Regions from separate parts of the Homo sapiens genome. Here region 2 is linked to region 1. The links are chromatin contacts, found by Hi-C or POLR2A ChIA-PET in ENCODE. All regions are on one chromosome and are shown on one strand. The core of a region is the stretch at or near the end of the contact, and the rest is flanking DNA. Distances in the headings are between cores, read along the strand shown.

What was found. Hi-C counts contacts between places; a loop is a spot of excess contacts on that map. ChIA-PET counts read pairs that join two places held with the same protein, here RNA polymerase II (POLR2A). Pooled maps may share reads with other maps.
Region 2: a loop to region 1 is called in a pooled map, with 2.3 times the contacts of the local background. The contact joins two enhancer-like sites. A Hi-C loop is called at or near these places in 1 of 37 single-sample maps with no recorded cell type and 1 of 50 pooled maps. POLR2A ChIA-PET finds 5 or more read pairs at or near these places in 2 of 52 experiments (HEK293 and WTC11).

Annotation. Positions count from the first base shown.
Region 1 is chr19:40,602,074-40,608,742 of GRCh38, forward strand. It overlaps LTBP4 (latent transforming growth factor beta binding protein 4), which reads left to right. Exons shown (of 30, transcript NM_001042545.2): 2 at 2,962-3,153; 3 at 3,332-3,579; 4 at 3,656-3,758; 5 at 4,160-4,234; 6 at 4,331-4,453; 7 at 5,292-5,456; 8 at 6,147-6,296; 9 at 6,411-6,530. Among named protein-coding and RNA genes, the nearest start is that of LTBP4, 4.0 kb to the left of the region's middle. RefSeq lists enhancers at 561-1,084, 4,150-4,444 and silencers at 1,573-1,722, 1,893-1,952, 3,537-3,786. Within about 2 kb of position 3,343, at least 36 of the 41 ENCODE cell types and tissues checked have a DNase peak (open chromatin) inside an H3K27ac peak, as active enhancers do.
Region 2 is chr19:40,362,486-40,369,154 of GRCh38, forward strand. PLD3 (phospholipase D family member 3) reads left to right here. Exons shown (of 13, transcript NM_012268.4): 2 at 3,233-3,445; 3 at 3,934-4,025; 4 at 4,125-4,199; 5 at 4,288-4,430; 6 at 5,211-5,394. The coding sequence starts at 3,999. Among named protein-coding and RNA genes, the nearest start is that of MIR6796, 4.0 kb to the right of the region's middle. RefSeq lists a silencer at 5,461-5,626. Within about 2 kb of position 3,271, at least 11 of the 41 ENCODE cell types and tissues checked have a DNase peak (open chromatin) inside an H3K27ac peak, as active enhancers do.

The sequences.
Region 1 (6,669 bases), core at 2,093-4,592:
TGTGAGGTGGGGTACTAGAGAGAAGAAAGTTAATCCGAAGAACTAAGAGGGAGAGGGGACAGAGACGGGGGTTGTGTGTGTGTGTGTGTGTGTGTGTGTGTGTGTGTGTGGCGGCGGGGGTGGGGTGGGGGTGTCTCCGCAGGACCTGAGTTGCAGGGGTCCCACGTGCGACAGAAATCCAGATAAGAGGGCTTACGGAAGGGGCGCCCCCTGGGGGCGGAGGGGACAGGAGGTGTATGCACCAGGCACTCCTAGAGATGGGGAGCCTTGGGGGTTCAGGTGAGGTGGGGGAGGGCGCACCACCTGTTGTTCCAGGATGCAAAAGTGGGCAGACTCTCTGGGATCGGGCCTTCCTGCCCCCTACCCCGCAGACCCTATGGAGTGGGGAGTGGGGGCCCCTGGAGCGGAGAACTCGCCCAGCCTGGCCCCCAGCCAGCCCAGCCCGGCCGGCGTGAGCTCATCTCCCGCCTGAGCCCCCGCCCGCTGCCACTCCCTCTCTCCTCCCCTTCCTCCCTCTTTCTTTCACTCTTTCCCGGCCCAGCCCCAACGTGCCTGTGCCAGGCGCCATGCCCAGGCGGGTGCCAAGCCCTTGGGGGTGCAAGGAGTGGCATGTGAAGTGGGGGCTGACCTCAAAGGGACCCCTATGTCCTCAACTCCCCGCTTGGCCAGGGCTGTGGGGCATGACGTTGGCTGTGGCCATCTAGTGGCCCACCCTGGGTGTAGGCACCCCCAGGGAGCTGGCCTGCGGGCCTGCATTCAGGCCAAGAGAAGGCAGAGAAATGCCTCTGGAGCCTGGGAAATACCCTCAGACCTGGCTGGTTTCCCACCCCCTCCATCAGAGACCCTTACCATTCTGCAATTTTGATTCCTAGTTAAGCCTCTCCTAGGCCCCACTACTCAATTAAAAGCCCCCATTAGACCACCCTGGAGTCATGGCCCCACACTCCTACCTAAGGGAGCTGAGTTTTTGCTCCAGGCCCTAGACCCGCTCTCCAACCATGGCAACAGACTTTAGAGACCACTCCTCCAGTGAAATTCCCTCTCATTCTTCCCTCCCACCTCCCAAACTGTGCCTTTCCCCAGATAACTCTGTAGTATTGTCCAGAAGTCCTGTTCTTCTAGCTCACCCCCTTCCCCAGGAACTTCTGATCCCATTTATCTTCAGAGAACCCCAGGGTTGGTCTTGATAAGTGGGTTCTCGCAAGAGGACTCCAGACATTGTGCTCCTTACAGGCAGCCATTAATAAAAAGCCTTTGGCACTTAATCCTTAGCTGGGAGGGGAGGGGATTCCACAGAGGGACTCGGCCAATTGAGCCTCTTAAGTGCTGATGACTTCCAGGAATTCCACTTCACTATCTAAACCCTGTTTTCAGCACCGTCAAACTGGTTGTCTCCTAGGCGGCACTAGAGTCCTGTTTTCTAGGTAACTGTCCACAAAAGGACTCCTGCTGAAAGGACGCCTCAGTTTCCTCTGAGCTAGGTTCCTCCATCCCAGAAACCTCCAGCCGTCTTTGAACTCGAGAGGACTGCCCTTTAGTCGATCTCCTCCCAGGACTCCAGTCCCTTTATCCTTCTAAACGGAGGTGGCTCTCTGCGTCCTTTCCTCTCTACAGTTGTGGCTCAGAATCCCACACGCGCCTCCCCCGGCCGCCTGCCTCCTCCCTCCCCTCCGCACAGCTGTCTCCAGCTGTTCTCTGCAGCCCCGGGAGAGAGAGGGAGGGGGTGCCCTCGCAGGACAGCCCGGCCTCCTTTGGCTCAAAGGTCCCGGGGCTCCCCAAGGGTCCGGAATGTGGAGCCTCCGCCCTGCCCCCGCCGCACCTCTCTCTTTGTTTACCCCGCCGCACAGCTGGCAGTGCCCCGCCCAGAGGTGGCCTGGGGCCCAGCGAGGGCGCGCAGAGGGGAGTGGAGGCGCGTTCCCGCTCGTGGCTCCGCCCCGGTGCTACTGGAGGCTGTAAGGCCGAGCTAGAACTCTAAAGCCCCAGCCAGAAAGAAGTTGGGCGGAGACACAGCGCGGTGGGCGGAACTAGGGCACCCGGACAGCCTGGAGGTGGGGTGGGAGGGGCGTGAACAAGTGAGCCGGGCGAATCAGAGTGCGGAAAGGAAGGTGGGAGGGGCTAGAGGCAGCAGGTTAAGCTCCTGGATAGGCGGGGTTTAGAATCCCGCGGGTAGAAGGTAATGTGAGAGGGGCTACAAAGGGGGCACAGCCAGGGGGCGGAGGTAGGACTTCGTGGACCAAGCAGAGGGAGTGTGGGCGGGCATAGAATGCGAAGGAGACAGAGTTGGGCGGGGAGTTATGCCAGGGAGTGGTTAAAATGTGGTTTGAGTCAATGGAAGGGATCAGCATTGGGTCGGAGGGGCTGGAACAGCAAAGGGTTCCGTCGGACTACGGAATGGGCGGGGTCAGCGCCGTCTGGGCTGGTCTGGAACTCCGTGGACTCAGCCAGAAATTGGGATCCGAGAGGTTGACATGAAAGTGAATAAACAGCCTGAGGGCTGGCTGGGCTCACGCCTGTAATCCCAGCACTTTGGGAGACTGAGGCAGAAGGATTGCCTGAGCCCAGGAGTTCAAGACCAGCCTGGCCAACATAGTGAGACCCCGCCTCTACCAAATTTTTAAAAAACGTAGCCCGATGTGGTGCACGCCTGTCGTCTCAGCTACTTAGGAGGCTCAGATGGGAGGATCACTTCAGCTTAGGAGGTCGAGGCTGCAGAGCCATAATCACGCTACTGCATTCCAGCCTGGGCAATAGAGCGAGATCCTGCCGACTTAGTGGGTGGGACCGTACCTCTGATGGCTGAACAACTGGACTGGGCCAATGCTGATGCCAGAATTGGGGCGGGGCCACATGACAGCTAAGGGCGGAGCGACTTAGAAATGAATGATACCTTGAGGGAGTAGGGACCCCAGGAGAACCTGCCAGGAATGGTGGCGCCCCTGAGTGTCCTCGTTCTCCTCCCAGTCCTGTGTCCCTTGATCTGTCACAATGGCGGTGTGTGCGTGAAGCCTGACCGCTGCCTCTGTCCCCCGGACTTCGCTGGCAAGTTCTGCCAGTTGCACTCCTCGGGCGCCCGGCCCCCGGCCCCGGCTGTACCAGGCCTCACCCGCTCCGTGTACACTATGCCACTGGCCAACCACCGCGACGACGAGCACGGTGAGGAAAGGGTGGCCAGAGTCCCCTCCGACCCCTGTCAAGCATTTCACTTTGCCCCTGACCCTCATATTTCCCGCCTTCCCGAGCACCTTTGCCCAGCTCGCCCTCCCCGCCTTGTCTAGCCCCACCCCGTAAGAACCCGTGTAGACATCCGTTTGCCCGGCCGTGCCTCCCCTAGGCGTGGCATCTATGGTGAGCGTCCACGTGGAGCACCCGCAGGAGGCGTCGGTGGTGGTGCACCAGGTGGAGCGTGTGTCTGGCCCTTGGGAGGAGGCGGACGCTGAGGCGGTGGCGCGGGCGGAAGCGGCGGCGCGGGCGGAGGCGGCAGCGCCCTACACGGTGTTGGCACAGAGCGCGCCGCGGGAGGACGGCTACTCAGATGCCTCGGGCTTCGGTTACTGCTTTCGGGAGCTGCGCGGAGGCGAAGTGAGAGGAGGCCCGTGGGGAGGGGCCCGGAGCTTGCCTCCGCGCGGGGGCGCGCTCACCCAACACTTCCCCGCAGTGCGCGTCCCCGCTGCCCGGGCTCCGGACGCAGGAGGTCTGCTGCCGAGGGGCCGGCTTGGCCTGGGGCGTTCACGACTGTCAGCTGTGCTCCGAGCGCCTGGGTAAGCCCCAGGACGTCCCCGAAGTGCTCGGAGCTGGGGAGTGGTGACAACCTCACCGTTCCTCCTACTCTGCCCTAGATAAACCCAGTTCACAAATTGTAGCCACGCCTACCCCATTGTGGAGGCGACTTCCAGTCCTGAGCTTTTCATACCGCTCTGGGACCACCCACCCCATTTTCTGACTTTGGCCACTCTGTTCTCACCCTGCCTTTGTGCCTTGGCCCCCCACCATATACTTTGGGAGTCTCCAATGTTGCCATTTCAACTGCCAACCTAAGGCTGTCCCTGCACTTAAACTACAGCCAACATCTTTTAGTCCCTCCCACCCCGTCTTCGTCTCTGCCCACTCCATTCTCGCTCTGCCCACCTGTCCCTGGCCCACCCCTCTCCTCTCGCCACAGGGAACTCCGAAAGAGTGAGCGCCCCAGATGGACCTTGTCCAACCGGCTTTGAAAGAGTTAATGGGTCCTGCGAAGGTGCAACGGGGCAGGGGTGGGAGGGGCTTGGTTCTGGGGGCGGGATTTGCAGGGATCAAGTTCCTGACTCCACGGTGACCTCCCCAACCCTGGCAGATGTGGATGAGTGCGCGACTGGCGGGCGCTGCCAGCACGGCGAGTGTGCAAACACGCGCGGCGGGTACACGTGTGTGTGCCCCGACGGCTTTCTGCTCGACTCGTCCCGCAGCAGCTGCATCTGTGAGCAACCAGCAGGGAGCTGAGGCTGGGTCCCGCCCTCCCTGCCCTCAGAAGTCCCAGAGCATCCTGGGGCCTTTAATTCCCTCGGACCCCCCCAGACTCCCGGGTTCCTCTGTCAGCCTTAGAGCCCCCTCAGAACTTCTCAGATTCTTATACAGCTTCAGCATCCCTGGACCACCTTTAGACCTTTCAAGCCTTTTGGATCCAGATCCCTCCAGACTCCCAGACTTTTTTTTTTGGAGATGGAGTCTCGCTCTGTCGCCCAGGCTGGAGTGCAGTGGCGCGATCTCGGCTCACTGCAATCTCTGCCTCCTGGTTTCAAGTGATTCTCCTGCCTCGGCCTCCCGAGTAGCTAGAACTACAGGCGGGCACCACCATGCCCGGCTAAATTTTTTTGTATTTTTGGTAGAGACAGGGTTTCGCCACGTTGGCCAGGCTGGCCTCAAACCCCTGGCTTCAAGTGATCTGCCCACCTCAGCCTCCCAAAGTGCTGGGATTACAGGCGTAAGCCACTGCGCCCAGCTCTCCCAGACTTTCTGGAATCCTTCTCAGACCCCCAAATCCTCTCGTCCCCCTCAACGACTCGACTATCTTCAGATCTTGAGATCCTTCTCAGAGTCTCTCATTCACCACTGACACCCCATTGAGGCTCCAAGCCCTTCTCAGACCTCCAGAGCCCACTGCTCTCCTTCAGACCCTCTCAGACCTCTCCCAAATGCCCCTCGCACCCACCAACCCCCCACCCCCAACCCCAGAACCATTCCCCTCTCTCCCAAATCCCTCAGTGCTACAGCATTCCCAGCCCCGCCCTGAAGGATTTCCTCCCTGCTCCTCGCAGCCCAACACGTGATCTCAGAGGCCAAAGGGCCCTGCTTCCGCGTGCTCCGCGACGGCGGCTGTTCGCTGCCCATTCTGCGGAACATCACTAAACAGATCTGCTGCTGCAGCCGCGTAGGCAAGGCCTGGGGCCGGGGCTGCCAGCTCTGCCCACCCTTCGGCTCAGGTGAGCCCCTGCGGCAGTGCCTAGCCCTACGCGCAACACATGTGGCGCTCATTCTACGCCCCACCCTCCAACCCTGAGTTCACTGCCCCAACCTGACTGGCTGGGCTCCAGCCTTGGCCACGCAGCAGCCTCTGAGACCCGCAGGCCTCAGACTGGACAGCATCCATGGCTCCACCTCCATCTGTAGCCACAGCCACCCCTCCATTCGTAGCCACAGCTACCCCGGAGCTCCCAAGTTAGTTTTTGTCTCCTGAGCGTCAACGCCCAGTCCCACCCTGTCCCTGAACTTTGACCAAGTCCTTGGCTTCTGAGACACTGCCTTCAGCTTAGCCCCACCCCAGGCATGCCCCTCCCTGAGACACCTCCCTGGCATTCTATCTTCTGCTTAAAACTAAATCTCACAAGGGAGCTATTTCCTAGCCTCCAACTCTGTCCCTGTAGACCCAACCGGACCCTGCCCTCAACCCTGTTCCTACCACCATCCCAAATGTGGGAAAACGCTCTTGGCCCCACCTGTAGCCTCTAAGACATTCTACTCTTTGGCCAGGACACCACCCCATCCCAGCCTCCAGCTCAAACCCCTGACACTCTCCAGCCAAGCCCTGCCCCTAGCCAAGGCCAGAGTCTGGGCTGGCCATCGTTTTCTTCCCGCTCTCTTGTCCTCTCTCTGTCTCTCTTACCTATTCCCAGAGGGTTTCCGGGAGATCTGCCCGGCTGGTCCTGGTTACCACTACTCGGCCTCCGACCTCCGCTACAACACCAGACCCCTGGGCCAGGAGCCACCCCGAGTGTCACTCAGCCAGCCTCGTACCCTGCCAGCCACCTCTCGGCCATCTGCAGGTGAGCTGGCTCTGGCAGAAGTGGGTGCCATCTTCAAGGGGCTGCCCCAGCCCCATAGTGAAAGGAGGCAAGAGAGGATTTGGGCTCCACTCGTTGATACCCCTTCTTTATCAGGCTTTCTGCCCACCCATCGCCTGGAGCCCCGGCCTGAACCCCGGCCCGATCCCCGGCCCGGCCCTGAGCTTCCCTTGCCCAGCATCCCTGCCTGGACTGGTCCTGAGATTCCTGAATCAGGTTTGCTAGAAAGAACTGAGGGCATTGGGCCTGCAGCAGTGGCTCACGCCTGTAATCCCAGCATTTTGGGAGGCTGAGGAGGGTGGATCACCAGGTCAGGAGTTCGAGACCAGCCTGGCCAACATGGCGAAACCCTGTC
Region 2 (6,669 bases), core at 2,021-4,520, 240 kb before region 1:
AGTGAGGTGGTGCGATCACTGCTCACTGCAGTCTCCACCTCCCAGATTCAAGCAATTCTCCTGCCTCAGCCTTCCACATAGTTGGAACTACACGTCCACACCATCATACCAGGCTAATTTTCTTTCATTTGTTGTAGAGATTAGGTCTCACTATGTTGCCCAGGCTGGTCTCAAACTCCTGGGCTCAAGCAATCCTCCCACCTTGGCCTCCCAAAGTGCTGGGATTACACGTGTAAACCACCGTGCCTGGCCCTCCAATATTAGTTTACTTTTTAATCAAAAGTTAACACAATAAGAAAAATAATACAATTAAAACATCAAAAGTTAAAATTAAACTAATCATTACAGACCTGTAATCACTGTACAATTTGGAAGCCAAAACATCACTGACAATTTGAACGAAGTCCATCTATTTTCTTCCTATTTTTATTTTGTTTTTGTTTTTATTTTTTATGTTCTTGTAGAGACTGGGCCTTGCTATGTTGCCAAGGCTAGTCTGGAACTCCTGGGCTCAAGCAGTCCTCTCACCTCAGCCTCCCAAAGTGCTGAGATTACAGGTGTGAGCCACGGTGCCAGGCCTTTCTCCTTATTTTTGGTTTATTAGTGACCATCCCAGTTCTCCAGCCCTGACGCTGCCAGCCCTGTTACTTCAGATCTCCATGCCCCACCTTGCCTTCGGTTTTGTTTTTCTTCATCTTGGCTTCCCTAATTTCACATTGCCTGCTGTTCCAACTCCATATTCTTCAATAAAAATATGTCTCACCAAGGCCTTCAAAGAAAATTGAAGACAAGCATTTCCTGCACTCCCTCCTGCCTCCTCCACCCACAATGTTGTGGTCAACCGCCTCTAAGACTGATGTTATCTTCTGCTTCTCCTAGTGACCTCTGGAGTTTCAAATAACCTTAGTCTGTTGCTGTTTCTTGCTAGATTTGTTTGTTTGTTTGTTTGTTTGTTTGTTTGAGACGGAGTCTCGCTCTGTTTTAACCCAGGCTGGAGTGCAGTGGCGCAATCTCAGCTCACTGCAACCTCTGCCTCCCAGGTTCAAGCAATTCTCCTGCCTCAGTCTCCCGAGTAGCTGGGATTACAAGCGCCCGCCACCACGCCCAGCTAATTTTTACATTTTTGGTAGAGAGAGGGTTTCACCACATTGGCCAGGCTGGTCTTGAACTCCTAACCTCAGGTGATCCACCCACCTCGGCCTCCCAAAGTGCTGGGATTACAGGCGTGAGCCACCACACCCGACCTGCTAGATCCTTTTTAGGCATCCCCATTTGTCTTCCTGCCATGAAAAGAGGGGATCTAGCATGTTCTACCCTCGCCAGTCTGGGATCTGACATTGGTAGGGAGGAGTTTGCAAGTTATCCCTACAAATCTAGGTTGGATCTTGGAGTAAGGGGAGCACCTAGCTCTGAGAGTTTTCTTTTTCTTCTTTTTCAAAAAAGAGTAATGCGCGCCCCTGATTTTTTAAAAGGTAATGAAACTGGTGACGCCTGTGTTTGCTTTATAATTATTTCTCAACCTACACCGAGATATTTTCTATACTTCTCTGAAAATAGCTTATGTTTCACAATTTTAAAAAAGAAAATAGGCTGGGCACAGTGGCTCATGCCTGTAATCCCAGCACTTTGGGAGGCCAAGGCAGGCGGATCACGAGGTCAGGAGTTCGAGACCAGCCTGGCCAACTTGGTGAAACCCTGTCTCTACTAAAAATACAAAAATTAGCTGGTCGTGGTGGCAGGCGCCTGTAATCCCAGCTACTCGGGAGGCTGAGGCAGGAGAATCGCTTGAAACCACAAGGCGGAGGTTGCAGTGAACCAAGATTGTGCCACTGCACTCCAGCCTGGGCAAAAGAGCGAAACTCCGTCTCAGAAAAAAGAAAATAGGGGCCAGATGTGGTGGCTCATGCCTGTAATCTCAGAACTTTGGGAGGCCAAGGTAGGAGGATCACTTGAGTCCAGGAGTTCAGCCTGGGCAATAAGCAAGACCCCGTCTATACAAAATTAAAAAAAAAAAAATTAGCTGCGGCTGGGCGCGGTGGCTCATGCCTGTAATCCCAGCACTTTTGGGGGCCTAGACGGGCGGATCACGAGGTCAGGAGATCGAGACCATCCTGGCTAACATGGTGAAACCCCATCTCTACTAAAAAATACAAAAAAAAAATTAGCCGGGCATGGTGGCGGGCGCCTGTAGTCCCAGCTACTCGGGAAGCTGAGGTGGGCGAATTGCTCGAACCAGGGAGGTGGAGGTTGCAGTGAGCCGAGATGGCGCCACTGCACTCCAGCGTGGGAGAGACAGAGCGAGACTGCGTCTCCAAAAAAAAAAAAAAAAGCAGCTGGGCATGGTGGCACGTGCCTGTAGTCCCAGCTGCTTGGGAGGCTGAGGCAGGAGGATTGCTTGAGCCTGGGAAGTTGAGGCCGCAGTGAGCTATGATCATGCTGCTGCACTCCAGCCTAGGGAACAGAACTCTGGCACTAAAAAAAGAAAAGAAAAGAAAAGAAAATAGGCTTACAATAAAAAGCAATCTTGACCTACCCCAAAATCCCACTCCCTTGAAGACAACCACTTCTGCCCTGTTGCTTCTCTCAGTAATACTCCTTTTCTGCAGTTATCTCTTGACTTCCTGCCATGTGTGTTTGGGGGAGCTTGAGGGAAGAGGGTGTCCCTGTCTCATTGAGAGAGGTGCCACCCTGCCGTGAAAAGAGGTGCCACCCTCTGTCAATTAGGAGAGGAGGGATGAGAGAGGAAAGGGGTCTCCAGTGTATTTCTCCAGCCGGGGCCTTAAATCCCTCTTGGGAGATATGGGATGGGGTGGATCGGAAAATAAATTTTTTTAAATCCCTACCAAAATATCAGCTGGCTTTTTTTAAAAAATCAAATACCAAAATCTAAATAGACTCCAACAGAAAATTCACCATCTCCTCTGACCTTTTCTTCCCATCTCATGCTGTGAACTGTCTTCTGTTGACTTTATCGCTACCTTTCTTCATTCTGTTATTCAACCATGATCTCTCCGTTTCATTTTATAAGCGTTTTATTAATTTCATTTATGTATTTATTTTTGACTAGGTAATGCATGTCCATGGTACACAAATTCACAAGGTTTGTAAATGAGAAAAGACGTGAGGTTCCTTTTGTTCTTTACCTGTGGCCTCCCTGCCCTACACGGGGACTCTAGGGTGGAATGTAGCAAAGCCCATCCACCAGCCATGTACTACCCCCCAACCCGGCCAGGCTGGAGCGACCGTGTCTGGGGAGCCGAGCCCCGCTTCTCGCTGCGGTGAGCCCGGACTGGGGCACGCACTGCGCAGACTCCCCGCTGCAGTGGGCGGAGCTCCCACAGGCCCCGCCCCCTCCTCCCACCCTCGTTCAGCCTGTCCAGACAGAAGCTGGGGCCCACCGGAGGTAGCTGCAGACGCCTGAGAGCGAGGCCGAGGCCCCTCAGGGGTAGGTGGGGGGAGGCTGGCTGGGGGGATGGGCAGCGGGGTGGCAGGGAGGCCCCGATGATCCCTGGCTGAGCTGTGTGGTGTGGGGGCACCTGAGGGCGGAGGAGCCACCTAGAATATACCCCCTGTCCCAGGGCTGAGAAAAGCCAGGCACAAAGACCTGGGGCTCCGCTGACCTCATCCAGCGCTGCCTTTCTTGGGGTGTCTACAGGTTGGAGGAGGGAGAAGGGGGCTGCTAGAGGGGAGCTGCGTGGGTGCTGATGGGGGCAGGGTGGGCACTGCAGAGTGAAGAGCAGGCAGCAGAGCGTTGGATTTTGAGGGATTTCGAAATCCTGCTGACCAGTGACCAGCTTCCTCTTTTTGGGGTGGTGGGCAGTGTGCCAGTGGCCCCCATGATTATGAATAGCCCCAAGACTAATCACTCTTCTGTGATGTCTGTCCCTGGAAAGCGTAGAACACCCCACACAGTGCCCACTTTTGTTCTGCCAGTTTGGAGACCCTGACACACCCACCTTCTCACCTGGGCTCTGCGTATCCCCCAGCCTTGAGGGAAGATGAAGCCTAAACTGATGTACCAGGAGGTAGGTGGATTGGGGGGCTCAGCAGGGTGGAACTGGGTACAGTGGGGGTGGGGGTTCCCAAGAGCCACCTGTCACCCCCGTTGTTGTCCCCATCCCCAGCTGAAGGTGCCTGCAGAGGAGCCCGCCAATGAGCTGCCCATGAATGAGATTGAGGCGTGGAAGGCTGCGGAAAAGGTAGGAGCCCTCCGCCACCCTCGCTCTGTCTCAGAGACAGGCTGGGCTGCCCCCCTCGGGCTGGCTGACCACCTCCTCCTCCCCACAGAAAGCCCGCTGGGTCCTGCTGGTCCTCATTCTGGCGGTTGTGGGCTTCGGAGCCCTGATGACTCAGCTGTTTCTATGGGAATACGGCGACTTGCATCTCTTTGGGCCCAACCAGCGCCCAGCCCCCTGCTATGACCCTTGCGAGTAAGTGGGGGGTGCTGCAGTTGGTGGGGGAGGGGCCTGCCAGACCAGGTACACTTAAGCACACACTAAACAGGGCCTGCACTCAGCCCTACCCAGCGCTTGCGACAAGTGAGGAGGTTGCAGGCTCCCAAGTGCTCGCCCGCCCCCTCCTCCTCCACACACATAGTTTCTATGGCAGCCACAGCGTCATCTTCTGTCAGGCCTGTGAACAGACACAGCATCTTCCACCCACATCTGTGGACCCACACACACATCTCAATACACGACCTTCCTTCCACACCTCTAGACAGACACGCAGAGGATCATGAGTCCAGGCACGCATTCAAATACACACAGTTTTAAAAAATTTTTTTTAAAAGAAAAGAAAAACTCAAATACAGTTTAGCTGGGCTTGGTGGCTCACGCCTGTAATTGCAACACTTTGCGGGGCTGAGGCGGGAGGATTGCTTGAGCCCAGGAGTTCCAGACCAGCCTGGGCAATGTAGTGCGGCTCCATCTCTACTAAAAGTAAAAAAAGTAACCAGGCATACTGGTGCACACCTGTAGTCCCAGCTACTCAAGAGGTTGAGGCGGGAGGATCGCTTGAGCCCAGGGGTTCGAGGCTGCAGTGAGCTGAGATGGCGCCACTGCGCTTCCAGCCTGGGGGACAGGGCAAGACTCTGTCTCTAAAAAAAAAAAAATACAGTCTATCCAACACACCCATGGACGGACAGCTGAGCACTCACCTCCCAGCCCTTGCTCTCCGGCACCGTATGGCTGATAGCATCCCCCACCCCCCAGAGCAGTGCTGGTGGAAAGCATTCCTGAGGGCCTGGACTTCCCCAATGCCTCCACGGGGAACCCTTCCACCAGCCAGGCCTGGCTGGGCCTGCTCGCCGGTGCGCACAGCAGCCTGGACATCGCCTCCTTCTACTGGACCCTCACCAACAATGACACCCACACGCAGGAGCCCTCTGCCCAGCAGGTACCTGCAACCTTGGCCCTGGCCGGCAGCAGGGGCAGGGGGTGGGAGGCAGCGGGGGCTGTGGGGAATGAAGGGGTTTCTCCTGCAGCCCAGGAGACAGAGGGGTGTGTCTCACACAGCAGATTGGACACAGGTGTTTGCAAGCAGCTGTCGTCACGTGGCTCTCTGGACTGGGGGCGTTTGTCACGGTCATCTGTAGGCCTCTGAATGTCAGGGTGCGGGTTTGGTTACAAGGGATTATTAGGCTGGCAGATGTCACTCACCCACAAGCTGTCCTGACCCAGTCACACAAAGAAAGGGAAGAGTGGAGTAATTAACAGCCCAGCCTCAAGACAGGGGCCACCTCCCAGCTGTGTGACCCCAGGCAGGCCACCTCTTCTCTCCAGCTTCAGTTTCTTTATCTGTAAAATGGGGCCAATTTATAGCACCTGCTTCTTAGGGCTCTTGTGAGGATGAAATGGACTAATCCATGCAAATTTTAGCACAGTGCCTGGCACAGAGTCAGCCTTTGTGAGTCTGCTGTTACTATATATCCTGGTATGGTCTGCAGACAAACTTAAAGAACATAAAAGCTTCACAATTTGAAAAGGAACAGCCTACATGGATAACCTCTTCCATTGAAAAACCATGAATTTGTTCCTTCTGTTTTCTTCTCCCTACTGGCTCTTTTTGTGAGAAGTTGTCTTAAAACTTAACTAAAATTACAAGGCTCCTTAAGAACTGCCTGAAAAAAATAATTATGGCCAAGTGTGGTGATTCACACCTGTAATCCCAGCACTTTGGGAGGCCTAGACAGGAGGATCACTGGAGCCCAAGAGTTCGAGACTAGCCTGAGCAACATAGTGAGACCCGCCCCCCACCTCCCCTCAACCATCTCTACTAAAAATAAAAAAAAATTAGGAGGGTGTTGTGGTGCATGCCTGCAGTCTCAGATACTCAGGAGATGGAAGGAGGAGGATGGCTTGAGCCCAGGAGTTGGAGGCTGCAGCGAGCCGTGATCATGCCACTACACTCCAGCCCAGGCAACATAGCAAGACCCTGTCTCAAAAAAAAGAAAAAGAAAAAGTAATAATAATAATTACAAAAGTTAAAAACCAAAGCCAGGCATAGTGGTACACACCTGTGGTCCCAGCTACTTGGGAGGCTGAAGCAGGAGAATGACTTGAGCCTAGGAATTGGAGGCTGCAGTGAGCTGTGATCATGCCACTGCACTCTAGCCTGGGCAACATAGTGAAACCCTGTCTCTAAAAAAAAATTTTTTTATGTTAAAAAACC